Linked DNA regions of Homo sapiens: region 1 is linked to region 2. Evidence: read pairs that join two places in POLR2A ChIA-PET (ENCODE). Cell type or tissue: MCF 10A. All regions are shown on one strand. Each heading gives the region's core, and the rest is flanking DNA. Links, peaks and the distances in the headings are about the cores only.

The links. ChIA-PET counts read pairs that join two places held together with the same protein. Peaks named below come from ENCODE experiments on the same cell type or tissue, not always from the same donor. Only the 100,000 strongest peaks of a DNase experiment are listed, where the experiment ranks them.
Region 1: POLR2A ChIA-PET joins it to region 2 with 17 read pairs; 2 of 35 experiments call an interaction of 5 or more read pairs at or near these places.

The regions. Positions count from the first base shown.
Region 1 is chr7:102,055,482-102,071,465 of GRCh38, forward strand. CUX1 (cut like homeobox 1) reads left to right here. Exons shown (of 24, transcript NM_181552.4): 4 at 14,858-14,936. Among named protein-coding and RNA genes, the nearest start is that of SH2B2, 220 kb to the right of the region's middle. RefSeq lists enhancers at 6,732-7,031, 8,325-9,041 and a silencer at 12,329-12,519. In MCF 10A, for the core only: no CTCF peak of the experiment used is centred there; DNase peaks (open chromatin) are centred at 8,530 and 9,140.
Region 2 is chr7:101,877,014-101,892,997 of GRCh38, forward strand. All of the region lies in intron 1 of CUX1 (cut like homeobox 1), which reads left to right. Among named protein-coding and RNA genes, the nearest start is that of CUX1, 67 kb to the left of the region's middle. RefSeq lists enhancers at 28-833, 7,847-7,896, 13,234-13,944 and silencers at 6,568-6,735, 8,467-8,516. In MCF 10A, for the core only: no CTCF peak of the experiment used is centred there; DNase peaks (open chromatin) are centred at 4,368, 5,298 and 6,078.

The sequences.
Region 1 (15,984 bases), core at 4,259-12,258, 180 kb after region 2:
ATGGTGATCTGCAGTCAGGGAGCTTTGATATTACTATCATAATTGTTTGGGGACACCACAAACTGTGCCCCATATAAGATGGCAGACTTAATTGATAAATATTGTGTGTGTTCTGACTACTCCACCAACCAGCTGTTTCCCATCTCTTCCTGTCTTTGGGTTTCCCTATTTCTTGAGACACAACAATATTGAAATTAGGCAAATTAATAATCCTGCAATGGCCTATTAAGTGAAAGGAACAGTCACATGTCTTTCACTTTAAGTCAAAAGCTAGAAATGATTAAGCTCAGTGAGAAAGGCGTGTTGAAAGCTGAGGTAGGTTAAAAGCTGGACTTCTTGCACCAGTTAGCCCAGTCATTAGTGCAAAGGAAAAGTTCATCAAGGATATGAAAAGTGCTGCTCCAGTGAACACATGAATGATAAGAAAGCCTTATTTCTGATAGGGAGAAAATTTTGGTGATCTGCATAGACGATCAAACCAGCCACAACATTCTCTTAAGCCAAAGTCTAATTCTCTTAATTGGGTCTTAATTGTCTCAAGCCAAAGCCCTGACTCTTCAATTCTATGAAGGCTGACAGAGGTGGGGAAGCTACCGAATAAAAGTTGGAAGCTAGCGGAGGTTGATTCATGATGTTTAAGGAAAGAATTTATCTCCATAATACAAAAGTGCAAAGTAAAGCAGCAAATGCTTTGGTGGAAGCTGCAGCAAGTTATCCAGGAGATCTAGCTAAGATAATCAACGAAGATGATGGCGCTACACAACAGATTTTCAATGTAGGTAAAATAACCTTCTCTTGGAAGAAGATATAATCTAGGACTTGCATAGGTAAAGAGAAGTCAGTGTCTTGTCTTTAAAGCTTCCAAATGCAGGCCGACTCTCGTTAGGGGATAATGCAGCTGGTGACTTGAAGTTGAAGCCATTGCTCATTTACCATTCGGAAAAATCCTAGGGCCTTCAGAATTAAGCTACACCTACTCTGCCTGTGCACTAGAAATGGAATCATAAAGCCTAGATCACAGCATCTGTTTATAGCATGTTTTACTGAATATTTTAAGCACACTGTTGAGACCTACTGCCCAGAATAAAAAAAGGTTCTTTTCTTTTCTGAGACAGTCTTGCTCTTGTCACCCAGGCTGAAGTGCAATGGCATGACTTCAGCACACTGCAACCTCTGCTTCCCAAATTCAAGTGATTCTTCTGCCTTAGCCTCCTGAGTAGCTGGGATTACAGGCTCCCACCACCATGCTCGGCTACTTTTTGTATTTTTAGAAGAGATGGGGTTTCACTATGTTGGCCAGGCCAGTCTTGAACTCCTGACCTCGTGATCCGCCTGCCTCAGCCTCCCAAAGTACTGGGATTACAGGCATGAGCCACCACACTCGGCTGATAAAAAGATTTTTTGTTTTTTGTTTTTTGTTTTCTGGTTTTTTTTTTTTGAGACAGAGTCTCGCTCTGTCACCCAGGCTGGAGTCTAGTGGTGCGATCTCGGCTCACTGCAACCTCTGCCTCCTGGGTTCAAGTGATTCTCCTGCCTCAGCCTCCCGAGTAGCTGGGATTACAGGTGTGTGCTACCACGCCTGGCTAATTTTTTGTATTTTTATTAGAGATGGAGTTTCACTGTGTTAGCCAGGATGGTCTCGATCTCCTGACCTCGTGATCCGCCCGCCGCAGCCTCCCAAAGTGCTGGGATTACAGGCATGAGCCACCGCGCCTAGCCGAAAGGTTCTTTTCAAAATATGACTGCTCATTGACAGTGCACCTGGTCAACAAGAGCTCTGGTGGAGATGTACAAGATGAATGTTGTTTCCATGCCTGCTAACACAACCTGCATTCTACAGCACATGGATCAGGGAGTAATTCTGACACTCAAGTCTTATTTTTTAAGAAATACATTTTGTAAGGCTATAGCTGCCATAGATGGTGATTCCTCTGATAGATCTAGGCAAATTAAATAGAAATCCTTTCCTTCTGGAAAGGAGTCACCATTTTAGATTCCATGAAGAACATTTGTGATTCATGGGAGGGGGTTGAAATAGCAACATGAACAGGAGTTTGGAAGAAATGGATTCCAACCCTCATGGATGACTTTGAGGGGTTCAAGGCTTCAGTGGAGGAAGGAACTGCAGATGCGGGGGAAATAGCAAGAGAACTAGAATTAGAAATGGAGCCTGAAGATGTGACTGAATTGCTGCAACCTCATGATCAAACTTGAATGGATGAGGGGTTGCTTCTTATGATGAGCAAAGAAAGTGGTTTCTTGAGATGGAAACTACTCTTGGTGAAGATGCTGTGAATATTGTTGAAATGACAACAAAGGATTTAGAATATTCCATAAACTGAGTTGATAAAGCAGTGACTGGGTTTGAGAGGATTGACTCCTATTTTTTAAGAAGTTCTACTGTGGGTAAAAATCTATCAAACAGCAATGCATGATACACAGAAATCTTGTGTTAACGAAAGAGTCAATCAAGCTAGCCAATTTCATTGTTGCCTTAACAAATTGCCACAGTCACCCCAAGCTTCAGTAACCACAACCCTGATCAGTCTAGCAGCCATCCAACACCAAGGCAAGACTCTCCACCAGCAAAAAGATTACAACTCCCTGAAAGCTCAGATAATCGTTAGCATATTTTGGCAATAAAGCATTTTTTAATTAAGATATGTACATTTTTGAGACATAGAGCTATTACATACTTAATAGACTATGATACAAACATAACTTTTATATTCACTGGAAAATCAAAAAATTTATGTGACTTGCTTCATTGCAATATTTGCTCTTTTTGTCATATTTGCCTTTTTTGTTCTATTTTTGAGACAGTCTCCGTCACTCAGGCTGGAGTACAGTGGCACAATCTCGGCTCACTGCAACCTCCACCTCCAGGGTTCAAGCGATTCTCATGCCTCAGCCTCCCGAGTAGCTGGAATTAGCAGGCATGTGCCACTACACCTGGCTAATTTTTTTTTTTTTGTATTTTTAGTAGAGACAGGGTTTCACGATGGTGGCCAGGCTGGTCTCAAACTCCTGACCTCAGGTGATCTGCCTTTCTCAGCCTCCCAAAGTGCTAGGATTACAAGTGTGAGCCACCGTACCTGGTCTGTTTTTACTTTCTTATGGTGGTCTGGAACCAAACCTGCATTATCTTTGAGGTATACCCGTATATTGATCTTGCATTGTGAAAGTCTTGCTGAATGTGTATGTTTTTATACATCTACAATTTTTTTATTGTACACATATATTATCTACTCACAACAATGGTGATGTGAAAATCTCAGGTAGGCATTTATCCCCTAGGAAGCCTGCCCCACTCCCCCACCGGGATTTACCCGAGGGAGGTAGGAGAGGGGAGCATTACCCCATCTTAAACTTTTTGGGAGCAGCAGTAGGAATCTGTGTCTCCCATAGGCTGGAATAGAACATAGCCTAGCACATCTTAGCCTCCTTAAATGACTTTATTGACAGAATGAAGGAAGAAGTGAAGCGGGGGTGAGCAAGCAGCCAGCACCTCCTTCCTCTGAAGAGCCTGCTGCAGGCAGGTTTCCCTGTTGTCTAAGCTGTGATCTGCTGTCCTGGAGCATTTACCTGCTCATGCTGGTTTTGCACTGTGGGGAGAGAGAAGACAGCTAATCTTTCTTCCCCAAGACAGCCTTTCAGATAGATGTTGACAGCCAGAATGGCAGATGTACTTGGAAGGGCTTTGTAAACTCAAGGAGAATAGAGATGCTTGTTGCTGTTTTTATCATCTTGGCTTTTAATCTTGTGCTGTCCCCTGCCACAAATCTCCTCTATGGATCCCACACCCTTTCTCCAAGCCAGCGGCTTCTTCGGGGCCTCTCTAGTTTTCCTCTTAGAAACTTTACTAAGTGGGACCGGGTACAGTGGCTCACACCTGTAATCCCAGCACTTTGGGAGGCCAAGGCGGGTGGATCACTTGAGGTCAGGAGTTCGAGACCAGCCTGGCCAACGTGGTGAAACCCCATCTACTAAAAATACAAAAATTAGCTGGGCGTGGTGGCAGGTGCCTGTAGTCCCAGCTACTCGGGAGGCTAAGGCAGGAGAATCACTTGAACCCGGGAGGTGGAGGTTGCAGTGAGCTGAGATCGTGCCACCTCACTCCAGCCTGAGTGACAGAGTGAGACTTCATCTCAAAAAAAAAAAAAAAAAAAAATTTAAAACCCTCAAGATTTGGCCTGCGTACGTGTCTGTTTTGGACAGCATCCGACTCAGTCTTAGCTGACTTCTAGTGTTTAATGTGGCCCTTCAAACCATGCTTTGCTCTTGAAAACATTCTACAGCCAGACTTCGAGTGAGACAAAACTACCCTATCATATCCCTGCAGTTTTGTTGATTTTTATTGTCCTATAGTCCGACAGAGCTCATCGATTTGAAAATTCTTTTAATGGCCTGTGTTTATTTCTAAATCATTAGCTTGTAAACTCCCAGGGCATAGAGGCTAGTGGATTGTTCTTGAATATGCCGTCTTCACTGTGGTCTTAAATGTTGCTTAGGGGCCAGGCGCAGTGGCTCACGCCTGTAATCCCAGCACTTTGGGAGGCCGAGGTGGGCGGATCATGAGGTCAGGGGATCGAGACCATCCTGGCTAACATGGTGAAACCCTGTCTTTACTAAAAAAATACAAAAAAAGTAGCTGGGCGTGGTAGTGGGCGCCTGTAGTCCTAGCTACTTGGGAGGCTCAGGCGGGAGAATGGTGTGAACCTGGGAGGCGGAGCTTGCAGTGAGCCGAGATCACACCACTGCACTCCAGCCTGGGAGACAGAGCGAGACTCTGTCTCAAAAAAAAAAAATGTTGCTTAGGGTCCTGGTCCTCCAGGACTTTCCACATCTTGGCTTCCTGCTTGATTTGATCACGACGGGGAATAACCTATGGTGTGGTGGAAAGAAAGGTGCTGACTTTGGATTTATTAGCGAAGGTTAGTGCTGTTGACCCGGTTTCTATCCAGATGGTGTCAGATACTTAATGTAGGAGGTTCCCACATTTATAATCACAACAGCTCAACAAGGAGGGAGTTACTACCCTCACTTAATGGACGAAGAGATCAAGGCTTCAGTATATATATACACACACACATATATACATATATATATATACACACACACAAATAAACACACACACACACACACACACACACACACACACACTTTGCTGCCCAGTCCTGGAGTGCAGTGGCATGGTCTTGGGTCACTGCAACCTCCACCTTCTGGGTTCAAGCAATTCTCCTGCCTCAGCCTCCCAAATAGCTGGGATTACAGGTGCCTGCCACCACACCTGGCTGATTTTTTGTATTTTTAGTAGAGATGGGGTTTCACCATGTTGGCCAGGCTGGTCTTGAATTCCTGACCTTGTGATCTGCCCACCTCAGCCTCCAAAAGCACTGCGATTACAGGTGTGAACCACCGCGCCTGGCCTTTTTTTTTTTTTTTTTTTTTTGGAGACAGACTCTCACTGTGTCTCACTCTAGCCCAGGCTAGAGTGCAGTGGCATGATCTCAGCTCACTGCAACCTCCGCCTCCAGGGTTCCAGTGATTCTCCTGCCCCAGCCTCCCCAGTAGCTGGGATTACAGGTGTCCACCACCATGCCTGGCTAATTTTTGTATTTTCAATAGAGACAGGTTTCACCATGTTGGCCAGGCTGGTCTCGAACTCCTGACCTCAGGTGATCCATCTGCTTTGGCCTCCCAAAGTGCTGGGATTTACAGGCGTGAGTCACTGTGCCCAGCCAAAGACTTCAGCATTTAAGTAACCTGCCTCCCGGTCACCCAGCCAGTGTGTGCTGGAACTAGGATTCAAACCCAAGTCTGTCTTTTGATCAAACCACACACTCTTTCCATTGACCATGTGGCCCCCAGCCCCAGTGCGCAATGCTGGATGTTATCATATCCCTAGGAGGGGCCAGGAGCCAGGGTCCAAGTAACTTGGTGGGTTTCTGCGTCTGAGAAATGAAGCTGGTGAGACGGCGGTTCCTTCACTGTTTTCCAAGGGCTGCCACGGCTTTGATCTTGACAGCAACCAAGATGTATCTCCCCACTTTGCAGATGAAAAAACTGAGGCCCAGAGAGGTTAATTCAATGGTTCAGGCAGAGCACCTGTTTTATGTTGGAGCTGGAAATCAAACCCTCATGTGCCAACAGCATGCCCAGGCCCTTGGCTGTGTGTGGCGTGGACTTGCCTACCACATGGGCATGGCCAGGCCCCTGTGGTGCAGTGGAGAGATGAGCCTTTTTTATTTCAAAATACACAGCACTTCTTGGCCGGTCACAGTGGCTCATGCCTGTAATCCCAGCACTTCGGAAGGCTGAGGCGGGTAGATCACTTGAGCTCAGGAGTGAGCCACTGTGCCCGGCACTGTATGTTACTCTCTTAGAGATATGGCCAACTCGTGAGATCTGTAACCATCAGCTTTTACTAGATTATGCTGCAGTAACAAACAAACTGCTACAAATCTCAGTGGCCTGTGGCAACCAAAGATCATTTCTTGTTCATGTGTCATGTTGACTAGGGCTGGCTGTGACTGTGCCCCAGCCCCGTGGGTGGTCCTCATTCTAGGATCTCAGTGGAGGAAGTAGGTCCTATAAGGTCCTTGCAGCAGAGGGAGGGAGCACACTGGCTCTTAAATCTTAATGCTCAGATAAGACACCATCACTTACATACCATTGGCCAAAGCATTTCGTGTGGCTATGCCTGACATCACTGAGGAGGGAAAGCACCCAGGGGGAAGTTGCTGTTACACCACAAGTCACGTGGCAGTGGGCAGCGATGTGTGACGCCTCCTCCAGGGAGCCTAGATGGTAGTTGGGAGCGGCAGCAGCATATTCCATGTGACTCCGGGAACCCACAGCACAGCCGTGCTGGCACTCACATGGTTGGGCACTTTCTCACCCCTTCCATATCTCAGAGATCTGGTGGATTTCTATGAAACTTGTTTTCTAAACCTAGACTGAGTTTTTATACTATCATAAGCGGATACTGATTGAGAGCTAGATTAAAATACCTTCCTATAGACATTTGTCTTTCTCTTATTTTATTTGAGACAGGGTCTCACTGTCACCCAGGCTGGAGTGCAGTGGTGCAATCATAGCTCATTGGAGCCTTGACCTCCTGAGCTCAAGGGATCCTCCCAAAGAGGTGGGACCACAGGCATACACCACCACACCCACCCAGCCAATTTTTTATTTTTTGTAGAGACAGGATCTTGCTACACTGCCCAGGTTGATCTCGAACTCCTGCACTCAAACGATCCTCCCACCTTGGCCTCCCAAAGTGCTGGGATTATAGGCGTGAGCCACTGCACTACACATTTGTCTTTAAATGTAACACTTAGCCGGGTGCGGTGGCTCATGCCTGTAATCCCAGCACTTTGGGAGGCCGAGGCGGGCGGATCACCTGAGGTCGGGAGTTCAAGACCAGCCTGGCCAACATGGAGAAACCCCGTCTCTATTAAAAATACGAAAATTAGCTGGGCATGGTGGCAGGCACCTGTAATCCCAGCTACTCGGGAAGCTGATACAGAAGAATCTCTTGAACCTGGGCGGGGAGGTTGCAGTGAGCCAAGATCGCACCATTGCACTCCAGCCTGGGTGACAGAGCGAGATTCCGTCTCTAAATAAATAAATAAATGTAACACTACATTAAAAAAAAAAAAACTCAGCCTTATGAAAGTGATGTTGCTGAAAACATAACCGTGGAATCCAGTAGCGGCCATTAGTGCAGATGTGCGGGTCACTGCAGGAAGACAGCTGGAGAGCGCTGTTGGGTGTGTACAGTGGAGAAAGACACCTCCCAGGAGCTACTGCCAGCCAAGTGGCTGTCATCATCTCACAGCACACAAAACAGATGCTTACTACACAGAGAACTCTTTACATATTAAGTATTTCCTTTTCTTTTTTTTTTTTTTTTTTTTTTTGAGACGGAGTCTCACTCTGTCGCCCAGGCTGAAGTGCAATGGCACGATCTTGGCTCACTGCAAGCGCGGCCTCCCGAGTTCACGCCATTCTCCTGCCTCAGCCTCCCAAGTAGCTGGAATTACAGGCGCCTGCCACCACACCCAGCTAATTTTTATAGTTTTAGTCAAGAGAGACGAGGTTTCACCATGTTGGCCAGGCTGGTCTCGAACTCCTGACCTCAAGTGATCCACCCACCTTGGCCTCCCAAAGTGCTGGGATTACAGGCGTGAGCCACCGTGCCTTGTCAAGAACCCTTTACATATTGAGCATTTTCATAAATATTTAAACCTGGATTCCTGAACCCTTGGGTCACATCTGCAGACCATGCAGTTGGCCATTGCGGAAGATATTAAAAGCATATTAAACACCCACTGCGTGCCCGTGGTCGGGAGGAAAAACAGTTGATGCTACAGCTTAGTTTTCCAGGAATTCAGTATCCCTGAGTCAGGCAGCCTTATCTGTCATCCTAGAACTCCAGGACAGCCCCAGGTGGTGGTGGGAGGGGCCGCGGCTGGGAGATGGAGCTGCTCTGAGCCTGCAGATCAGGGTAGCATTCCTGGGAGGCGCCTTCCAGGCGGAGGGGAAATTGCTCATGTGTTCTGGGAACTGGGAGTGACTGGGTGTGGCAGGAGTGTGAGGCATGGCAGGAGGTGAGCCTGAAAAAGAGGCTGATCCCTCAGAGCAGGACAGGTTTTACCCAAGGCTGCAGGCCAGTGTCTAACCGTCTCTAGATCCGTCCTGGTTTAGCTTCTTCCAAATAGTTTTGTGTCTGTGTGAGAGTGTGTGTGAAACGGAGTTTTGCTGTGTTGCCCAGGTTGGTCTTGAACTCCTGGGCTCAAGCGACTCTCCCACCTTGGCCTCCCAAAGTGCTGGGATTACAGGCATGAGCAACGGTGCCGGCTCTAAATGGTTTTAAGGGCACGGTACCTACCTCAAGCTAACGTGCAGGCAGGCACGAGGTAGCTGGAATTCTAGCCTAGGATTCTCTCTTCAGCAATTCTTGCCTTAAGACCTCACCTTAGACGTTTGCTCATTCACAGATCCCTCCCCTTCTCAGAGGGAGCTGTGTTACCAAGCCTTGGCTTGTACCTCCAAGGCATGCAGTGGATGGGCTGAGCTCCCTGCAGGGAGTCAGGCGGGTGTGTGGGGGGCATGAAGGTGAGCAGGACACTGTCCCTTCCTCCCTCCCTCCCACGGATGCTCTTCCTGGCTGGTAGCCATGTGGACACCTGGGGGGAAGCTGTTCTGTGTGGCAGAGTCACTGTGTTGTGTCTGGTACTGGGGCCCTTGCCAGGGTAGGTCAGTGACTCGTCCAGGCCCTGGAGGCTGCTGCTGTCCCCTCCTCGTGCAGAGGAGGTGGGGCTGGCAGTCAAAGCCCAGGCTCCCTCCCTCCCTCTAGACTCAGAACAGCCCAGGAACCCAGCTCGAGGTCTGGAGGAAGTGATGTGTGCATTGGGTCTTGCAGCATAGATAGGTTTTGAGTGGACGGAGAGGTTAGCGAAGGGTGTTCCAAGTAAGCAAAGCACGGAACTAGGAAGTCACTGGCTGCAGCAGGGAAGTCACACAAAGGGACAACCTACCACAGACTGGGTGAGCTGCAGAGGGAGGATGGACTAAACTCCAACTTCAGGGTCATTCTGGTTGTTTTTTTTTAAGACAGGGTCTCACTTGGTCATCCAGGCTGGAGTGCAGTGGCTCAATCATAGCTCACTCCAGCCTTGAACCCCTGGGCCCAAGCGATCCTCCCACCTCAGCCTCCGAGGAGCTGGGACTACAGGCGTGTACCACCGTGCCTGTCTAATTTGTATTTTTTTGTAGAGATAGGGTCTCACTATGCTGCCCAAGCTGGTCTTGAATTCCTAGGCTCAAGCCCTCCTCCCACCTCAGTTTCCCAAAGTGCTGGGATTACAGGTGCATGCCACCATGCCCAGCTAATTTTTATTTTTGGTAGAGATAGGGTCTCACTCTGCTGCCCAGGCTGGTCTTGAACTCCTGCCTCCATTTCCTAAATTGTTGGGATTACAGGCCTGAGCCACTGCGCCCAGCCTTGAGGCCCATTCTTGTCTGCGGAGCGGAGGGGACTTTATCATTTAGAAAAGGATCTTTTAAGTCATCTCTTTTAAGAAACCTCATGGTCCATTTGCATACTGAATTCATTAAACTCATCGGCCTGACCGTGTTCCTCAGGACTGGGCTGGAATTTCCCTGTGTTAGTGGAAGAGGGCACGGGGAGAGGACTGAGAGTCTTGGTCCCTGTGATACAGCTCTGATGAGTGGAGGAACACTGGGGTTTTTGGTTTTTATGCCGGTTTAGATAAAATGACATGGATACACGTGGAGTGGTTTTTTTTTTGTTTTGTTCTGAGATGGAGTCTCGCTCTGTCGCCAGGCTGGAGTGCAGTGGCGTGATCTCGGCTCACTGCAACCTCCGCCTCCTGGGTTCAAGCAATTCTCCTGTCTCAGCCTCCTGAGTAGCTGGCATTACAGGCGCCTGCCACCATGCCCAGCTAATTTTTGTATTTTTAGTAGAGACAGGGTTTCACCATGTTGACCAGGCTGGTCTGCATCTCCTGACCTTGTGATCCACCTGCCTTGGCCTCCCAAAGTGCTGGGATTACATGTGTCAGCCACCACGCCCGGCTCAGTGGAGTGGTTTTAAAACCCCGATGTCCACGGGGCTGGTTCCTTCTGCTGGCTGTAGGGGAGAATCTACTGTGTCCCTGTCCCAGCTTCTGGTGGTTTCCTGGTCATCTTCTTCTTTGTAGATCATCAGCCCAGTCTCTCCTTCATCGCTCTGTGACATCCTACCTGTCTACATGTCTGTTTCTGTGTCCAGGTTTCTCCTCCTTATTGGATCCAACTGGACGAGGGCCCAGGCTAATGACCTTGCCTTACCTTGATCACCTGCAGAGACCCTAGCTCCAAATAAGGTCACCTTCACAGGTATTGGGGGTCAGGACTTCATCATCTTTCAAGAGACACAATTCAACCCATTATAGCCCCGAAGTGTGCCGTGCAAATTACCAAACCCCACATCCTGGGGAATAACCCAAACAGGAGACAGGAGGACAGAGTTCAGGATCCTTCCAGATCCCAGCCCTTGCCTCCAGGAGACGCAGCCACCCGGTACCCTGAGTCGGAATACCTCGGAAGTGAGGGGCCCTCCCTAGGCAGATCCTAAGCCAGAAAGAGAAGCCTCTGTGTGGCCATCAAGCGGTACGGACAGCAGCCAGGGCGTCTGCCCAGCTTCCTGGACAGACTCTGCTACCCACCTGCCTCTCTTAGAAGAGCCCCAGGTTGCGTTCCAATTCATCTGGAGAAGCAACTCCAAATCCGTTGCTTACTCTAGACATCTATAATATGTGGGCTTAGGTACAGTTGAAACAGTGCCATTTAGACAGTTCCCAAAATTTGTAATAGATACTGAGAAAGATACATGATACGACAGGGAAAGAAAACACAACACACTATCTTACGTATAGGCTGATTTCAAGTACGTACATACACACACGCGTTTTAAGCAGCTTGATTGAGATATAATTCACATACCATATAATTCACCCATTTAAAGTCTGGAGTTCATTGACTTTTAGGATATTCACAAAGTTGCACAGCTGTCACCACAGACAATTGTAAAATGTTTTCATCACCCCAAAAGGAAATCCCACACCCTTCAGTTGGCATCCACCAGCCCCTCCTTCCCACCCACCCCCAGTCTGAGACCACTCTTAATGTATAATACATCTGTCTCTTGTTTGCCTGTGTGTCTGCATTTCATGTAACTTTTTTTTTTTTTTTTTTTTTTGAGACGGAGTCTTGCTCTGTTGCCAGGCTGGAGTACAGTGGTGTGATCTCAGCTCACTGCATCCTCCACCTCCGGAGTACAAATGAAGCAATTCTCCTGCCTCAGCCTCCTGAGTAGCTGAGATTACAGGTGCACGCCACCATGCCCGGCTAATTTTTATATTTTTAGTAGAGATGGGGTTTCATCATCTTGACCAGGCTGGTCTTAAACTCTTGACCTCATGATCTGCCCACCTCGGCCTCCCAAAGTGCTGGGATTACAGGTGTGAGCCACCGCACCTGACCACAACTCTATTTTTTTTTTATATAATTAGGAAAAAAAAATAGAAATAAAGACCTGATAGTCTGACTCCTGCCGGTGAGTGGAGGATTTCAATTATACTTTTAAATTTTTTTTCTATATTTTTGATATTTTTCTGATCACACAATGAGCATGAGTTGCTAATAATGGGGGAGGGGGTTATTTTAAAAACAAGGCATGGTCTTGTCATATTAATAGTCCTTGTAGGCAAGGCATGGTGGCTCATGCCTGTAATCTCGCCTGACCCCTGAGGTCAGGAGTTCAAGACCAGCCTGGCCAACATGACGAAACCCCGTCTCCACTAAAAATACAAAAAAAAATTAGCTGGGCATGGTAGCACACTCCTGTAGTCTCAGCTACTTGGGAAGCTGAGGCAGGAGAATTGTTTGAACCCGGGAGGTGGAGGCTGCAGTGAGCTGAGACTGCGCCACTGCACTCCAGCCTGGGCAACAGAGCGAGCCTCCATCTCAAAAAAAAGTCCTTGCATATTGTTCTGAGATTCTACTCAACACCAAATTCACAACCTTGTTTTTTGTTGTTGTTGTTGTTGTTTAATTTGAGACATGGTCTCGCTGTGTTGCCCAGGCTGGAGTGCAGTTGTACGAACACAGCTCACTGCAGCCTCGAACTGCTAGGCTCAGGCAGTCCTCCCACCTCAGCCTCCCAAGTAGCTGGTATTACAGGTGCATTGCCACCCCGCCCAGCTAATTTTTTTGTTTTTTGTAAAATTTTTATTTTTAAATTTTAATTTGTAGATAGCTCATTATTTTGCCCAGGCTGGTCTTGAACTCCCGGGCTCAAGCCATCCTCCTGTCTCTGGCTCCCAAAGTGCTATGATTACAGGCGTGAGCCACCACACCTGGCCCAGAATCACAGCCTTATCTTATCGGGTTGAGGGGGTGGAAATGTGTCTGAGTTCCAAACAATTGACTTCAAATTGGAATCTTGGTGCACAGCTTGTTAGAAGTTGGAAATGCTTGCATTGCGCTAGGCTGCTATGTGTTCGATTTTCTAGGCCCAGCTCCCACTAGCCATCGTCCCCCAGTTCTGAGCGCCCCACATCCTTAATCAGGAGACCTCTCTCAGCCCTTAACAAACTGCCCGGTGGCTCAGGTGAGAGGCCCTGTAATTAAACCGCATCCTTTGCCTCTGTAATAACATCGGAGACAGCATAGTTCTAGGAGGGGACAGACGGAATATATAATTTCCTGTCCTTTGCCTGAGCCAGTATGACATTGGTACATGTGCAGTCTTGCGTGTTTCGGCTGTAAAGTGCGATCTGTTGTCTCAGCAAGTGTGTAGGTAAGCTAAATATTCTAACAAGTCAGTCCAACCATGGCAGGCTCTTTGCATATGCGTCCAGCATAGTTGATGAACAGACGTCTACACTAGAGGAAACTGGCTCAGTTAGTCAGTTCACAAAACCAATCCTGGCCACCATCGCAAAACCTTGCCAGTTGCCTAATCTGGAATCCCCGGGACCGTCCTCAATTCACCTGGTTCTTCTGGGCCTCACGTCAACTGTGTGTGTCGCTGATCTCTCCAGCCGCCCTCTCCTCCTCCTCGACACCCACAACCACTGCCCAGCGCATCTCACTCGGATGAAAGCAGTGACGTCCGAGGGTTCTCTTCCTCCCTGCCCCCTCCTGTGCTCTTTCCACCCTGACCGCTGCTCAGGTGATGAGGGTCTCCCTGCACCATGCACCCTTGTGCCCCTCAAAATCTCACCCCACTTGATTGTCCAGCTGCGTCACCCACAGCTCCTGCATATGTATCCGCGTTCCCACCTGGCAGACTCTCGTGGGTCCCCTATGCCCCATGGTGTGTTGTAGCCGTGTTGGTGGACTCTTAATCTGGACTCCAGGAATAGAGCACAAGCTGACATGCAAATGAGTGTCTTAAAACAGAACACATAGGCCAGACGCAGTGGCTCACGCCTGTAATCCCCGCACTTTGGGAGGCTGAGGCGGGCAGATCACCTGAGGTCAGGAGTTTGAGACCAGCCTGGCCAACATGATAAAACCTCGTCTCTACTAAAAATACAAAAATTAGTCTGGCATGGTGGTAGGCACCTGTAATTCCAGCTACTTGGGAGGCTGAGGGCAAGAATCGCTTGAACCTGGGAGGCAGAGGTTGCAGTGAGCTGAGATCGTGCTACTGCACTCCAGTCTGGGCGACAGAGCAAGACTCTGTCTCAAAAAAAGGAGAATTTTATGAAATTCTTTGCTCCTGGGATTTGAATGTGTTCGTCCGTTTACATGCAGCATCTTACCCGTCCACCTGGGTGAAATGCTTTTTAAGACTCTGCTCTAAGGTCACAACTTTACTGCCTGAAGTTCCCTTCTGCATGTCCCCAGGGATTTAATTACTTGTTAATTACATACCTGTTTCCCTCCTAGACCCTGAGCTTCTGGGGGTAGGAACTGTCTCTTCCCACCCACCTCTGATCCCCAGCAGTGTCTAGCACATGGCCAGCTCTTAAGTCAGCATTTGGAGAAGACAAAAGACCAGGAAGGGCACGCCAGACCATTCTCTATGGAAGACCCACCCAGTGTTCCCTGCTGTATAGTGAATGGCTCCATACTCCCAAATCTCTGCTCCTCCCTTGTTTACCTTCATGAACAGGGTCCTTTTGTGTTTGCAGGCATTTCCTCTAAGAGGCTGAAGCCCAGTTGTCAAGCATCTCCCTTGCTACGGGAATTCACTAGATGTGTAATGCTTTGTAAATTACCTCTTGACAAATGTTGAGCTCTTTGTTTTTCTTTTCTTTCTTTCCTTCCCTTTCAGATTGATGCACTGAGTAAAAGAAGCAAGGAAGCTGAAGCAGCTTTCTTGAATGTCTACAAAAGATTGATTGACGTCCCAGGTAAGCCCCGGCAGTAATGGCCCACCAGTGGGGGGCGTTGTGTCTGGTGAGTCGGTGGGTTTTTGGCTCATTCTTCTTGGCTTTCCTAAGGAAAATAAATACACCATCAGTGGCAACTTCCCCCCAAGAAACCAGGGAGTGCAGGACACATGAATTCTTCACAACCCAGACTTTGGGTACGGAGGGAAATTGGATGCACTTGTTGAAGTACTCACGTAATCTCTAGGGGATGACTTCGTAAAAGCAGAGATCCAAATCTCTGGGGCTACAGCATAAAACCCTGCACGTACTGCAGAGAAGATGCAGACCTGATGTGTGTATGCTGTGTGGAAGTCCCTCATATTGCCCAAAGCCACCTTTAAGACTTTAGGAATGGCCCTACTAAGACACCTGGAGTGTCCCGCTCCCCTGCCAGGTCATCCAAGATCAGTGGCCCCTGGACAAGCCCTTCACTTAAGGGTTATGGGCAGAGGGTAACTGATAATCCTTGCAGCTACAACCAAGTATATCAGTTGTTTCTTTTATTTTTTTTTTCTAATTTTATTTATTTATTTTTGAGACAGGGTCTCGCTCTGTCGCCCAGGCTGGAGTGCAGTGGCACAATCTCCGCTCACTGCAACCTGCACCTCCCGGGCTCAAGCGATCCTCCCACCTCAACCTCCCAAGTGGCTGGGAGGTACGTGCCACCACATTCAGCTAATTTTTGTATTTTTTGTACAATGAGTGCGATGAGGTCTCACTTTATTGCCCAGGCTGGTCTCGAACTCCTGGGCTCAAGCTATCCTCCCACCTCAGCCTCCTAAAGTGCTGTGAGGTTACATGCAGGAGCCACCACGCCTGGCCCTGTTTCTTCTTTTAGAGGGATTGAAGAATTAAAATTTAAATATGTTTGTGAGGCATTCTAAGAGGTGATGGCTTCCGATTCTTTATTCTGGAAAAGTGAGAAGGCAGGTAGAGTGCCTTGAACTCTCTGGTCCTGTTTGTGGGTCCTCGATTGCCTTAGAATCTGGAGTAAGGTGATGGACATAACTATGTGGGGCCCAGCTCA
Region 2 (15,984 bases), core at 2,629-10,628:
TTTTTAATGTCTGATTATTTTCTTAGGTTAAATTTCTAAAAGTAGAAGTGAACAGCGTGTGCACATTTTTATGACTTTGGGTACATTTCATTACATTACTTTCCAGAAAAGTTGGAACAATTCATAGCAGTAACTGCACTGAATTTCTTGTATTACTTACCTATTTTTAAGCAAGTAATATAATCTCTTGGTTCCAAAAACAAAGCATAAAGAAAAGTCTCCTATCTGCCTACCTCCCCACCCACTGTTGTTGATTTTTTGGTGTGTATCCTTCCAGAGTTTCATTATATACACAGAAACAAATACCAGTGTCACCCTCCTTTGTATGCACATAGTCTAGCATGCCATGCACACTCTTGTGCAAGTGGCTTTTTATTTTTTAAAATTAACAGGCCAGGTACAGTGGCTCATGCCTGTAAACCCAGCACTTTGGGAGGCCAAGGAAGGCGGATCACTTGAGGTCAGGAGTTTGAGATCAGCCTGGCCAACATGGCAAAACCCCGTCTCTACTAAAAATACAAAAATTAGCTGGGCATGGTGGCGGGCACGTGTAATCCCAGCTACTGGGGAGGCTGAGGCAGGAGAATCGCTTGAGCCCAGGAGGTGGAGGTTTCAGTGAGCCGAGACCGTCCCACTGCACTCCAGCCTGGGTGACAGAACGAGACTCTGTTTCCAAAATAAATAAATAAAAATTAACAGTGTTTCTTACACTTTTCAAATCAGTACATTAAAATCCCTCCAATTGTGTGTGTGTGTGTGTGTGTGTGTGTGTGTGTGTGTGTGTGTGTGTTTATTAAAGCGACACCATTGTTCAATGATATGAATAGGTATATTTTATATACTTGGTTCCATTTTGATAGATATTTGGGTTGCTTCCTTGAAGAATGTTGTGCGTACACCGTTTGACACAGGTGCAAGCTTATCTGCAGGGGGAAGCCGATTTGCAGGACTCATTCCTATAGGGAGAGGGGCCAGGCCCAGGGACTTAAGTGTTTGTGAATTTGTAGGAACTGCCAGATTACCCACACTTAGCAGTTTACACCCCTTCCCTCCAGCACTGGCTGCAGAGAGCCCTGTCCTCCAGGGCCCTAATGCTAATTCTTTCATGATTGCACTAATTATATGCACAAAAGGAATGCAACAGAACAAAACAAACCACCTGGTTTTGTAGGTGTGGAAGTGCACATTGCAGTAAGGAGTCAATGAAATCGGTTACTGTGGGACAGGACCCTCCCCTCCCCTTGGTTATTTTACTAACTTGGAATAACGCCACTTCCTTGTAGGAAACAGGCAGTGACTGTCAGTGAGTGTGCCTAGGAGAGGGGTGGGTCCTTTTAGAGACCAACCTCGCAGTTAGCCAGCAACAGGCTGCAGCTTAGCTAGATGAAAAGTTAGTTTGAGAAACTGAAGTCATTGCCGCTAAGGCTGGCAAGGTGTGGCTGGGGCCAAGTTGGGGGAATGTCGTAGTAGCCGGCCCTGTGCGCCTGAGCCCACAATTACTGCGTCGCTGCTGGGGTCTGGCAAAGCTCACCTTGATGCAGTTTTGTTCAAAGCAGTGCAATTTCCAAGCCTCAAAACAGATCCTTTTCAATACAATGTGATTGTAAAAATTCTATTAATAAAGAGAAAAAAAAGACGCACCAGCGGCTTACAAGATCTTTTTTTGTTTTTTTTTTTAAGAGACAGAGTTTCACTGTCGCCGAGGCTGAAGTGCAGTGGTATGATCTCGGCTCACTGCAACCTCCGCCTCCCAGGCTCACACAATTCTCCTGCCTGAGCCTCCTGAGTAGCTGGGATTACAGGCGCGCACCACCATGCCGGGCCAATTTTGTATTTTTAGTAGAGATGGGGTTTCGCCATGTTGGCCAGGCTGGTCTCAAACTCCTGACCTCAGGTGATCCTCCTGCCTGGGCCTCCCAAAGTGCTGGGATTACAGGCATGAGCCACTGCACCCAGTCACGAGATCTTAAAGTAGAAGTAACTATGGTATTTTTTTCGAGAATTCTGTTAGGGCGAGAAGCCCATTCGTACTGTGCTGGAACCATCCTGACCCTGTCTGTTCTTTGCAGGAACTCAAACCAATATGCCTAAGTAGCTGAAACTGTTGCATTTCAAAGCCTTTTCAAGCATATCTTGAGGACACTGTTCCCTGCAGCTGAACTGAAGTCTTGATCTGAGCCCAGGAGGAGTCCCTGGGGTTGTCTTGTTGGGGGTGGGGAAGTGGGAATGCTTGCATTCAGCTTTGGGGGACCTTAACCCTTTGCCCCCTCCCCTGTCCCCCCTTCACATAGCTTTAACATGAAAGTCTTTCTGTCTGTCAGATCTCCCCTGTACAAAGAGTGGTCTACTCTAAAAATTGCTTTGAAATTGGAATGGACCCCTCCCTCTCTTCTATTTTAGTTCTAGTTTCTAGCTCTTTAAAATAATGCAACTTTTCGCTTTATTGTTCTAAATCAATGCATTCTAGCCGTTGGCTGTCCCAGTTGCTTCCCTGTGGCTGGGAGCCCCTCTCTGTGGTTGAGGCTGGTCTTACCATTGCTCCAGTTGTCTTCGGCCTTCTGGGGCTTACTTCCCCTGCCCTGGAGGCCTGAGGCCAGCCAGCCAGTGTGGTGTGACCCCCCTGACAGTGGGCTCTCCCGGCTGGCCCAGTTGAGGGTGGTCAGTTCCTTTTGTGGCCTTGCCTTCTTGGGAGATAAAAGTGGCCCCCTGGGTGCCGTGCGGCCCGCCCGCAGGGTCCTTGGTGGAGCTCCAGCATTGATTCCTGCAGGTTCAGCTCCTGCCCCAAGGCAGCGTCCAGCTGGCTGAGTGGGGTTCTCCCAGGGTCTCTAAGCACAGGACAGCCTGCTTCTGCATGGGGGCGCACAGGGGACCGCAGAGTCACACTCAGACCCTTCTACCACCTCCTGACTTGTGGACTTTGGTGGTGGGTGGCGACAAACTGGAGTCCACTGGGTCTGTGGCAGAGAAAGGTGGCTTTGCTGGGGGCTGGGGGAGAGGAGGCGTTTTTGGATCGCAGCATATACCTTGTCTAGAATTGTATAAAAACCTACAGGAAAAGGCTGATTTTTTTTTAAAAAGGCTGTTTTTTTAAAAACAACTAAAGGCACAAAAACTCCAAGTGTGAGAATATCCAGAATGCGTTTATATAATGTGCACCGTTGAAAGGAACATTGAAAAAACAAAAAACTCCGAGGAACAGGTCATTGGGTTTGGAGAAGTTTCCTTCAGAAAGTTCTCTTCCTGCTCGTTCACTGTGGATTAAAGCTCGTTGGCAATTTCGGAAGTTCACGTTCTTGAGACTCGGTGCCTTTGGAACAATGGCTCACAATGAGGACGGTGTGCGTTCCCGGCAAGAATGAGTGTTGGGGGCTTTTCTCCTTATCACCCGTTCCCCAGACCCCTCTCATCGGCCTCATAAAGAAACAGATGGTTCATCAGGAATAGCTCAGAAATCACGTTGGCTCCTGGCTGTATAAAGAGTGGGAACTGGGATCATAAACATTTGAAATCTCCTAGGAAAGGACAATGATTCCCTCAATGAAATATTGATGTAAAGGGAGCATTTTAAAAGGCAGAAATGATGAACCTGATTCAGGTTGAAGCTGGTAGTGTACTTTAACCTTTTTGAGAATTGTTAATTTAAAAGCAAATAGAATGAAATATAGACTATAAAAGCAGATTAAATCATTTTTATGCATCCTGGGTTTTTTGGTGTCACGTGACAGGAAGAGTTACTACAAAGAAGACCAGGTTTTGGAAAGACGGTGGGGTTCACGTGATGAAACACAGGCCATGACCCCTTTAGGAATTGGATGGAAGCCAGCCAGGCCAGGCCCCCCACCCCCAGGTCCTGGGTTGGGGCTCTGTGGGCCCAAGGAGTCCTCCAGAACCAAATTCTCCACTAAGAGCAATTTTTAAAAGAGCAGCTGCTCATCCCATGTCCAATTAGAGTGAGCAGATGTGTAAGAAACATGTCTTTGATTGATTTTGGGGGAGCCCCCCGCAGTTTGATGTTTTGCTTGGAGGTAGGGGAAACGGGGGCTGAGTTACAAGTATTACCTGTAGGAATAAACAATTCTTTTGAAACATCAGTAGGGAAGAAAGAAAAAAAAAGGCAGCTTAAGATTTATCTAAAAAGGAAGTGGAAAGTTAAAGTTGCTGGAGATCTCATTACTGTCTGTCTCGCTCACCGTAATTAAAAAATGCCTGAATGATCTTAATAACACATGATTCAGCTGACAAGCACTAATTGCCCTGTATCAGGCCAAGAGAAGATGAATGTTGTCAAGAAAACCACAAGTCAGACAAGCTGATTCTCTGTGAGTCTGACACCGTGTTCCCATGTACAGACCAGTTTTTACTGGAGTTCTTCCAGCATCAAAAGCAGCTTCTTACCTTCCCATTAATTTTCATCGCTGGCAGGCCCGAGTTGTTTGCGATACACTGACTACCTCCCTTGATTCCTCCTCGCTGGCTCAGGAGCTTGGGTCTGCAGACAAAATGTAAATATGTTTCTTGCTCTTATCTTTGTCCTTTTTCAGGGAAGAAATCTGTTCCCGTCCAATATGAATGCCCTGGTGGGCTTGTCAGTAAATTACATGGTATTTGGGAATTGATTTTCTGACGCCACCGATTTGTCAAGAACTTATCCTGCCTTTTCAGCGATTTGACAGCACCTGTTAGGCTGTAGGGCCATGTGATTGGGCAGTTCTCCTGCCGAGAAAAAGGGGACTGATGACTTTCTGTCACTTGGGCATCCAGAAACCTCCTTGAAGGTGGAGGTTATTGAGGGAGGAGGCAGGAGTGGAAAAATGCTATTGGTTTATTCCTGTGCTTTTATAGAACAGCCGAACCATTCTATGGCAATAAAACAGAATCACAGGGCAAGGTGCAGTGGCTCACACCTGTCATCCCAGTATTTTGGGAGGCTGAGGCAGGAGGATCGCTTGAGCCCAGGAGTTTGAGACCAACCTTGGCAACATAGTGAGACCTTGTCTCTACCCAAAAATAAAAAAAAAAAATCAGCTGGGCTTGGTGGTGCACGCCTGTAGTCCCATCTCCTCGGGAGGCTGAGGTGGGAGGATCGCTTGAGGCTGGGAGGTGGGAGCTTGCAGTGAGCCATGATCACACCACTGCACTCCAGCCTGGGCAACAGAGTGAGATCCTATCTCAAAAACAAACAAACAAAAAAGGAACTTGTTTCCTAGCAAGAAGCAGATGAGGCTGGTGAATAAGCATACCACATAAGTAAGTAATCCACTAACTTAGGGAATTTCGTGACCAGTCACTCAGCACGCCCTGTTGCGAAGGGGACGGCTGACCAATAGGATCATCTCAGAGTCACCCTCACACAACTTGGCTTAGCCTAGTTGGCAAAAGTGTCTCTTCAGAGACCTACCCTCCTGGAATTGAAATAAAATGAAAATTTGTGATGACGATCAGCTACTGTCAGTGTGACTTAGGTGTAGAAATTAAAAAAGAAAAAAAGACCACTCTAAAGGCATTTGTGCATGAAGACACCTACAGAAATAAAGCCGGGGTGCTGTTCTTGGTCTTCATTCAGGCTAGCACCTCTCGTCACCTTTTCACTTTGGAGCTCAGGGCCTGGTTCACTCAGCAAGTGAGCGGCTCACACAGTAGATGCTCTGCACATAGTAGTAGGTACTCAGAATATAGCAGCTGTTGATGTACATGTTTCCAGAGGGGCCAACACAGGAATCTGCACGTGGGTCCTTGCTTTAAGCCCAGCCCCTCTCTGTGGGCGTGGGATGGAGTCTTCCTTTCTTGGTGACCGGCGCCCTCTGGGGTCACTGGAGGCCTGGACTTCCCCACTGGCCCAGTGACCTTGTTTCCTTGTTCCCTGTCTCGCCCAGCCTTGGCTGTCCTGGGATTTGAAAATCTGGGATAAAGCCTTTTTCGGGCCTCTAAGGCCCTGCTGGTTCTGCGTGTTCCAGAGAGCTGCACCTCTGGGTGGTGAGCTGGCCTTTTTGGCATTTGATTTATGTATAGCCCTGAGTCACTGGGAGCGGATCTAGAGTCCAGGCCAGTGACTGATTTCAAACGCTAACACTCTTGGCTCGGGCTCAGGTTTCAAGTCAGCCTCCAAAGGGGATGTTTGCTCATTTCGTCATCTTCCTATCACAGCAATTTTCGTCATATGGAGGGGTGGCACTCATGTACCTTGATGATTATTATTCTTTTAAAAAATGAAGTTATTTATGTTATGGGGTGAGTTCGTCACACAGTCCGAATGTGGAATGTTGCCATCCTTTTCATCCCAATCCTGCCAGTGATTTCTGTTTACAATAGAACTATTGACATTGTATGGGGATGAAACTAGCATGAGATAGTAATTGTTGGCTTGCCTGAGATTTTCATCATATGTACACATAGACAAAACCTGGCTTTAGTTCCTAAAGCTATTGCTGTTTATTGTACTTTTATTAGCCAATGTTACAGATCCCCGTAGCATGCCAGAGGCTATTAAGAAATACAGGGGTCGGGGGCAGGAACGAAGTCCCTGGCCATGGATCATGCAATTGATCTATAGTTATTTTTTTTTCTTTTTCTTTAATTTTTTTTTGAAATTTTAAATTATTATTATTACTGTTTTTTGCGATGGAGTTTCACTCTTGTTGCCCAGGCTGGAGTGCAATGGCATGATCTCCCCCTCCCAGGTTCAAGCGATTTTCCTGCCTCAGCTTCCGGAGTAGCTGGGATTATAGGCGCCTGCTACCATACCTGGCTAATTTTTGTATTTTTAGTAGAGATGGGGTTTCACCATGTTGGCCAGGCTGGTCTTGAACTCTTGACCTCAAGTGATCCACCGACCTCGACCTCCCAAAGTGCTGGGATTACAGGTGTGAGCCACCATGCCCGGCCCAAATTATTATTATTTTTTATAAGATAGGATCTTATCACACAGGCTGGACTGCAGTGGTGCAATCATAGCTCACTACAACTTCCAACTTTTGGGCTCAGGTGATCCTCCCACCTCAGCCTCCTGAGTAGCTGGGACAGCAGGTACATGCCACCATGCCAGGCTAAGTTTTAAAATTTTATTTTGCTAGGGGGTCTCGCTGACTTGCCCAGGCTGGTCGTGAACTCCTGGCCACAAGTGATCTTCCTGCCTTGGCCTCCCAAAGTGCTGGGATTATAGGTGTGAGCCATGCTTTTGGCCAATTTTTAGTTATTGTGGATACATAATAGTTGTACATATTCATGGAGTACTTGTGATGTTTTGGTGTAAGCATACAATGTGTAATGATCAAGTCAAGGTAATTGGGATATATACTTATAGTTAGCCTACAGTCTTATTGATAATGTTCTCAGAAATTTCTGATTCCAGAGCTCCTTGCTCCTCTCCCATAATTAGATAACGTGTTTTTCTGTCCGGTAATTGCTGTAGTACTCATTTTTAGATGGGGTAGGGAAGGCCATGTGCCATGTTGGGGCCTCATCCCAAAGACCTTGTGCTGTTTGGGACAGGTAATTATTTAAAGCCCCGTGTGAGGTGGGTGGGTGTTAAACTCATGCTCTCCACACCTTCCCAGAGTGCCTGGGAAAGCAGGCTTCTCTAAGAAAGTGGAATAGCGAATAGGCAGTGATCCCTGAGAGAGATACATAATGATTGTCAGTTTCATGGATTACAGATAATTCCGTTTAATGTCCTCTGTTTTTCCTTTTTGCAAATTTCTATGCATTATATAGAACATTGACTTTAGCATAGAAAGTGCTAATTCTTGATTTGGCACTTTAATGGATATTTACACAGTGACACCATAAACATTGGATAAACAGAGGATTTGTTTTAATGAGATCTTCAGTGATTTGAAGCCGTTTCCCCCTTGCCTTCTGGAATCCCCGGCTCCAGTTCTGCCTGGTTTTGGTGATGCTGTCACAGTGGAGGGCTGACTGCAGGCCTCGACTGTGAGCCCTCACTCGGCCACCTTTTCATTTCCTCGCTGGGTTCCAGGCTCTTTGAAGCACTCGCCTCCTCCCCTCCCTGCATGTCCTCTGTAGTGCCTATTTCTGTGATTTGCATATAGCGGAAATATTTGTTGAACTGAATTATTTTTACACACAAGCCTTTCATGTGGCCAACATTTTGAGGTCTGTCTCCTTTGGCGGGAGTCTGGGAGGAATCTTCCAGTTCACTAAGAAGTGTTTGATAGCTTCAGGGCAGGCGTGCCCTGATTGGGGCTGGATGCCCTGCCTCCATCCAGAGGCTCTCTGGCCAGGAGGGGAATGAACCAAGTGCCCAGATTCCCCCCTACAATGTTTATGCAGAGGTGACTGTCACCTGCCAATGGTGACAGTCCACCAGGGAAGTCCAGAAGGCCTTTGGATTAAAGCTACAGGAGAGGCAGGTCCCCTTGCAGGGTCAGAAGGGGAAGAGAGAAGAGAGAGAGAACCAAAGGTGGGAGGTTCAGCTACTCGGGAGGCTGAGGTGGGAGGATCCCTCAAGCCCAGGAGGTCAAGTCTGCAGTGAGCTATGATTGCACCACTGCTCTCCAGCCTGGGCGACAGAGCGAGACCCTGTCCCAAAAAATAAAAAATAAAGATGGAAAGATGGGAGGATTCTCCCCAGGAAGGCCCAGGCCGCAGGGTCCCCTTGTCCTTAAAGGCCAGCTCAGTGAGGCTACAGGTCCCCTTGCCCCAGTTCCCCGAGCACAGAGCAGGCATGGCCTCGGACGACTTCCTCTTTGTGTCTCGTGGACTACTCAATAAATATTAATGTTTTCCAAAGATATCTTGCCCAGCTCTCCCTGACGAGGCTGTTGGCTTGAAGGAATAACAACACTCGTTGCACTCACGGAATATTAAGTCTGTGCCAGGGCCTGTTCTGAGCTCATGACTTGTGCTACTCGGTCTCTCCCCACAAGCTCACAGGGCGGATGCTATTTTCACCGCCGTTTATAGGAGAGGAAACTGAGGCACAGGGTCCTTCAGTGACTGGCCCCCATGAGCAGGCAGCACATCTGGAATTCCAGCCTGTGCAGCCTGGCCCCAGGATCCCCATGCCTCTGTGGGGGACACTCTGGAAGTGACAGGTGAGGCACTTCTCTGGCCTCTCTGGATCTCCTGCTGGCCCTGAATGTGGGTGGTTACCCTTTTGGGGTGCTGTCGGTGCCTCTTAGATGTCTCAGTGACCCTACAGGGTCTGCCTTCCATAGGACTGCCTTTTTCTTTTTTTTTGAGACAGGTTCTCACTCTCCTGCCAAGGCTGGAGTGCAGTGGCACAATCTCACCTCATTGCAACCTCTGTCTCCTGGGCTCAAGTGATCTTCCTACCCCAGCCTCCTGAATAGCTGGGACTATAGGTGTGCGCCGCCATGCCCAACTAATTTTTTTTTGTAGTTTTTTTGGTAGAGATGGGGCTTCACTGTGTTGCCCAGGCTGGTCTCAATCTTCTGGGTTCAAGTGATCTGTCCACCATGGCTTCCCAAAGTATTGGGATTACAGGTGTGAGCCACTATGCTCGGCCGGCACCCACCTTTTTGTGGACTTTTCTTTGTTGACTTGGCATTCGGCAAGGTGTAGGCTTTTGCCACCAACACGATACCCGTGGGGAGAAGCCCCCTGGCCCCCGTGCCTGCCAGAAGAAAGGCTTAGGGTCCCCTGCGAGGACCCACACGTGCACTGCATGCCTGGATAGCCCATGCCAGCCTCACTGAGGCTGGATTTAGTTCCTGAGTATGTTATGGAGAAGTGCCCAGAGCAGGGACCGCAGGCACAAGGTGGGCCTGGCCTTTGGAGGAGGCTGGGCACGGCCACCTGCTCCTCCTCTCTCCCATGGGCAGGTTGGCCTTGTTGCCATTGGAAACTCTTGAGAGCCCACGGGTGTTTTCTGGCCATGTGACCTAAATGGGAGGCTTGCTGAAGGGTAGATGCTGCTTCACCAGCAACAAGAGGAGCCCCCAGACCTCAGCCACAGGATGGCCCCCACCCTGCTGAGCCCCCACTCTTCGCTCCCTGCTCAGCAGAGCAACACATACCATTGCCCAAAGGATGGACCAGGCACAGCGTGGGGCCCAATAGCAAATGTTCTGACGAAGGAGGTCAGTGCCGGACACTGCTGGGCGTTGTTGAGTCCTGGGCTGGCAGGGACAGTTTTGCAGGGACGGTTTGGAAGGGGCTTTGCTGGGGAGGGGGTCTCTAGGAGGGGCAGCCCCTGAATAGGGCAGCCGAGTTGCTGTGACTGCATCTTCCTTTCTTTCCGATGGGGGCAAAACTCACTCTTCTTTTTAACCATTCTCTGTTATCTGTTTTTCTTTTCTTTTGAAACTTTTTTTTTCTTTCTTTTTTTTTAGAAAGAGGATCTTGCTCTGTTGCCAGGCTACAGTGCAGTGGTGTGATTATAGTTCACTGAAGTCTTGATCTCCTGGGCTCAAGCAGTCCTCCTACCTCAGCCTCCTGAGTAGCTGGGACTACAAGTGTGAGCCACCATGCCTGGATAATTTTTATTTTATTTTTTTAGAGATAGGGTCTTGCTATGTTGCCCAGGCTGGTCTTGAACTCCTGGCCTCAGGTGATCCTCCTGCCTCGGCCTCCCAAAGTGCTGGGATTACAGACATGAGCCACTGCACCCGGCCATGTCCTCTTTTTCTGATTCGGGAGGATAAGGGCTCCCCATGACACTGGCATCAGCATTGGGAGCATTTCCGTGACCCCAGGGCTGCTGATACACCCTGTGGACAGGGCAGGACCCACAGCTAAGTCAGTAAAGCACCATCCTCTGGGAGTGGCTGTCATACGACATTTCTTGCTTTTAGGACCATTGGACTGAAAAACCAAATCCTGCCACTGGATCTGGTGATGACGGTGACATTTTTTTTTTTTTTTTTTTTTGTTTAGAAGCTTATGATTCATCGGATCTCTTTTGGTTTACGGAAAGCCCAGATGTCGTGGTCCCTCTGCGTGCCCACTCCAGGAGAACGCATTCAATGTCAAGGAACCCTGTAGTGTGCAAAGTTGGATTTAGGGATTTCCCGAATAAAGCTCACTGAGGGTCAATGAGTTCCATAAACATTATTGAGGCCGGGTGTGGTGGCTCACGCCTGTAATCTCAGCACTTTGTGAGGCTGAGGTGGGGGGATCACCTGAGGTCAGAAGTTCCAGACCAGCCCTGCCAACATGGCGAAACCCCGTCTCTACTAAAAATACAAAAATCTGGGTGTGGTGGCACATTCCTGTAATTCCAGCTACTCGGGAGGCTGAGGCAGGAGAATCTCTTGAACCCAGGAGACGGAGGTTGTAGTGAGCCGAGATCGTGCCACTGCACTCCAGCCTGGGTGACAGAGTGAGGCTCCGTCTCCAAAAAAAAAGAAAAAAAAATTATTGAATGTCTTCCTTGTACCTGACACTGTGCTTTATCCCATTTAATTCCACTGGATAATATGTTAAATTCAGACTTGTTCGTAGATTTATATACATGTACATATCCCTCTTAATACATTGGTTTATTCTGTTTCTCCATGTTCATACCGCCAGCCTGATGCCTCATTTGCACAAATGAATGGATGAGTGAATCCAGCTTATTCTTTTATTTCTCCCTGGGATCTGGTATACAAGAGATGGTTATTTTTTAATTTGAGACAGAGTCTCACTCTGTCACCTAGGCTGGAGTGCGGTGGTGCAATCTCAGCTCACTGCAGCCCCTGCCTCCTGGGTTCATGTGATTCTCATGCCTTAGCCTCCTGAGTAGCTGAGATTACAGGTGCACACCACTATACCCAGCTAATTTTTGTATTTTTGGTAGAGTCAGCATTTCACCATGATGGCCAGGCTGGTCTTGAACTCTTGACCTCAAGTGATCCACCTGCCTCGGCCTCCCAAAGTGCCGGAATTATAGGGGTGAGCCACCACACCTTGCCAAGAGATGGTCATTAAAGTTGAATTTTGGCACTCCTTGCAGAAACCCTACAAAGTTGGTATCACCTCTATTTTGCATATCAGAAAACTGATGCTGGCCAGGTGCAGTGACTCATGCCTGTAATCTTAGCACTTTGGGAAGCTGAGGCAGGAGGATTGCTTGAGGTCAAGGGTTCAAGACCAGCCTGGGCAACATAACCAGACCCCGTCTCTACAAGAAAATTAAAAAATGAGTTGGATGTGTACCTGTGATCCCAGATACTTAGGAGGCTGAGGTGGGAGGATTGGTTGAGTCCTGGAGTTTAAGGCTGCAGTGAGCTATGATTGCACCACTAAATTCCAACCTGGGCAATGGAGCAAGACCCTGTCTCAAAAAAAAAAAAAAAAAAAGTGCTGAGAGAGATCGTTTCCCGAGGGTCTTTGGATAGTTTGTAGAAAAACAGTACTGTTCCTTCTAAAGCCCTGTGGCTTTTTCCCTATTCCAGGTGCACATTGGCCTTTGAGGCTGGAAAACACTTTTACTTACTTCCAGCTTTATGGGATTCATAAAATGGCCTTGAGAAAAGTAAACCGATTTTTCTCCTTCTAAAAACATCCAGTGGGCCGGGTGCAGTGGTTCACACCTGTCATCCCAACACTTTGGGAGGCCGAGGCCGGCGGATCACTTGAGGTCAGGGGTTTGAGACCAGCCTGGCCAGCATGGTGGAACCCCATTTCTACTAAAAATACAAAAAATTAGCTGGGCCTGGTGGTGAGCACCTGTAATCCCAGCTACTCAGGAGGCTGAGGCAGGAGAATTGCTTGAACCTGGGAGGTGGAGGTTGCAGTCAGGCGAGATCACACCGCTGCACTCCAGCCTGGGCGACAGAGCAAGACTATATCTCAAAAAATAAATAAACAAATAAATACATCTGGTGCAGGTAAAGTGTTCAGGAAGTAATTTCCTGGAAGAGGGAACTCTGCAGTTGCAAATGCGGCCTTCTTACAAGTCGCTTGTAGGGTGTTGAAACTCTCTCGCGATCCCAGTGACTTGAGATGCTCTGTTTTCTGGATAACTAAGCTTTTCCACCTTCACTACGGGGTACCAGGGTCTTTGTAGCAGAGAGGCAGCTGTCTTGATGGTGGAACCACTCCCGCCAGTGTGTGGTGGGGTGCCCCCGGGGATTTAGGGAGAGAGAAGGCCAGTGGCAGGGACTGGCTGGAGGAAGAGGGTGCGAGGAAAAACACTGGCTGACATTTGAAGGAACGTGCTTCAGTATCAGGGAAGGCCAGCGTGGGATAATCGGTGTCTTGGCAGATGGGGTTGACGGGGAGCCCTGAAGCCGGCAGTGTTTAGAGATTCAAAGAATAGGGGGGCTGTGGGGAGTCTTTTGGTTCACAGCAGTGTCCCCCAAACCGGCACAGTGGGATGAGAGTGGGCTGGCCAGGGAAGGGGACAGGGTGTTAGGTCCAGAGGTGCTAAAATCCCCAACCATGGTCAAAATGGGGACATGAGAGACTCGGGGTTCAGAGCTCACATGAAGGACAGCTGTCCCCCCCTCCACCCCCGCCTTGGGTCAGAGCTGGCTAGGAGAGCCCACCCTGCAGCCTGTCCTTCGTGGGAATCAGCATGAGGGGTGCAAAGTGCTCAGCAAGGCCCGGCACCAGGTTTGTTCTTGGGATCAGAGTGATACACGCGCCTTACATTTTTTTTAAGCTGCTGGTTTTGCGGGTCAGTACGGGGAAAAACGGTGAGTCCCTTTTATAAAATATATAGAGAGGTTGGTGCGAAAATAGCAGCTTGTTTCTGCTTGCGTATTTCTACTCACTGCTGGGACACAAATCTACCCTTCCATTTTCTGAATTGTATTCATTCAAACTCTGATTTAACCTCTATTTAGTTAATGAATTGGGCAAGTTAACCTCGAACTCTTCCAGGCTGTGGCTGTTACCGTCACCATCTCCTGCTTCTCACTTTACACACTCATATGAGACCTTTTTTATTTCTGAAGTGTGGCCTGACATTGTTTAGGCTGTTGTTTGGTGCTTATTTTTAACTCTTCTTTTGTCACTTAAGTAGGATGTCTTAATTCTTGTTTAGTGTTAGATCACTTAGCAGGATTTTTTTTTTGAGCGGGGGCGGGGGGAATATGATTTTGTGTCACATTTTGAATACTTCTCTATGGCAGTATCTTTTAGAGTTATTATGGACCCTGTAATTCTGTTCTCAAAGACGTTTAACCACTAGAGGTAGACACCAAAAATGTTTTATTTGTCTCATTTGGGACTCTAATTCAGTGAAGTTGGCTGTTTGGAGTCTGAGACTGGATCTGTTTTTTTATTTTGTTTTGTTGTTGTTTTGTTTGTTTTCAGACAGGGTCTTGCTCTTCTGCCCAGGCTGGAGTGCAGTGGTTTGATCACAAGTCACTGTGGCCTCTAACTTACATGCTTAAGCAATCCTCACGCCTCAGACTCCCGAGTAGCTGGGACCACAGGTGCTCACCACCAGGCCCAGCTGACTTTTGTATTTTTTCTAGAGACAAGGCCTCATAAGTAGTTGTTTCCCAGGCTGGTCTCAAACTCCTGGGCTCAAGTGATCCTCCTGCCTCAGCCTCCCCAAAGTGCTAGGATTATAGGCATAAGCCCTCACACCCAGCCAGGACTGGATCCCTTGACTCACTTAATGATCGGGGTTTACTTCTGACCTGCATGGGGTGCTGTGGGGAACCCAGAGATCAATAAGACAGCCCGTACCTTCTTGGAGCTGTATTTAGCAGGGTCATAGAAGACGCACTCATAATCAGAAACCATCCAGAATGTGACTTCTGGCCAGGGAGAATAGGGAAGGGTTCATGGAGATGGTGGCATTTGATTGAATTCTGAATTTGGGGTTGTAGGTTTCAAATATTAGTTTGGGGACAGTCATCCTTTTATTTTCTTCTCTAAATTTAAAGAAATTGTTATTTTTAAAAACCAATTGGAATGGGTATTGAATTTCTGTGTGGAGAATGTCTACCAGTTTTTCATCATTTTCTCCACTGTATAGTGTCAATAAGTGTTAAATGCAATGGTCTGTAAGACTTTGTTGATAATTTTCTTTTCTTTGACATAGACTTGTAAACTGGAAACCCTGTGTGGGTAATGGGCAGTGCCTATTTCAGCATCTTGTCCCCAGAAATCCACTCCCTAAAAGGCTTGTTGAATGAATCAGATCTAGGAGCATCTCTTTTGTGTTGGAGCGGAGAGTCAGTCCGGACTTTGAGCCTCTCCTTGCACTGACCAGCGGCAGGCTGAAGACAGTTGGACTTAAGAAAACTTAATCTAGAAGCAATATGCTGGTCAGATTCTTTCAATGCTAGGTTTAGTATCGTTCCTTTTTCTCCCATTTGGTGAAGTGGTGTAATGCTTTAGCACATTTTAAATAAGATTACACAAGCGGCTGTTAGTTGGCATCAAGAATCTTTTAATCTGGAAAGAAAATGTTACCTCCTTCATTTGCAAAACAGAGTGTTTCTGGCACCGTATCCCAAAGTGTCTTCTGGTTGTTCCGTTTTTCAGAAGTTACTGTGGGCTTCTAATTACCCTCATTTAGACATCCAGGACAGAAATTGCCACTTCAACAAGAAAATTTTGTAATGAGCCGGAGGAAATGGTCTCATCATTACTACGTTATACGCAGTCTGAGAGTCTGCGTGGATTTTTATTTCACAAGAATGTGACTGTTTAATTGAAAAATGTTGTTAAAATGTGCTTTCTGTTCCTATCAGTATGTTGTTAGTGCTTATATAGCCATGCTCGAGTCAGTGAAAATTGGTGCCCTTTGCCAAAATACTTTTTTTCATTTTTGTGTATAATTTTGTGAGCTAGGTCTATTTTTGTTTAATTAGGCCCTGCAAGAGAATGAGGGAGAGCTGTATTTAAATTTTTAGACCATTAAAGGGCCTAAAACTATCCTAGATGAAAGGCCCCCAAAATTAGCTTTAATATTTATTATATGAATAAAACCAATAGGGAAAACGTTTCCAGAAACCCTTTCTCTTTTTCCTTCTTCAGACAGCTGGCTAAGATTAATTGCAGGCCTGAACGTGGGCATGTTTGCTAGTTTCTCTTGTTCTATTACTAGAAAATAAC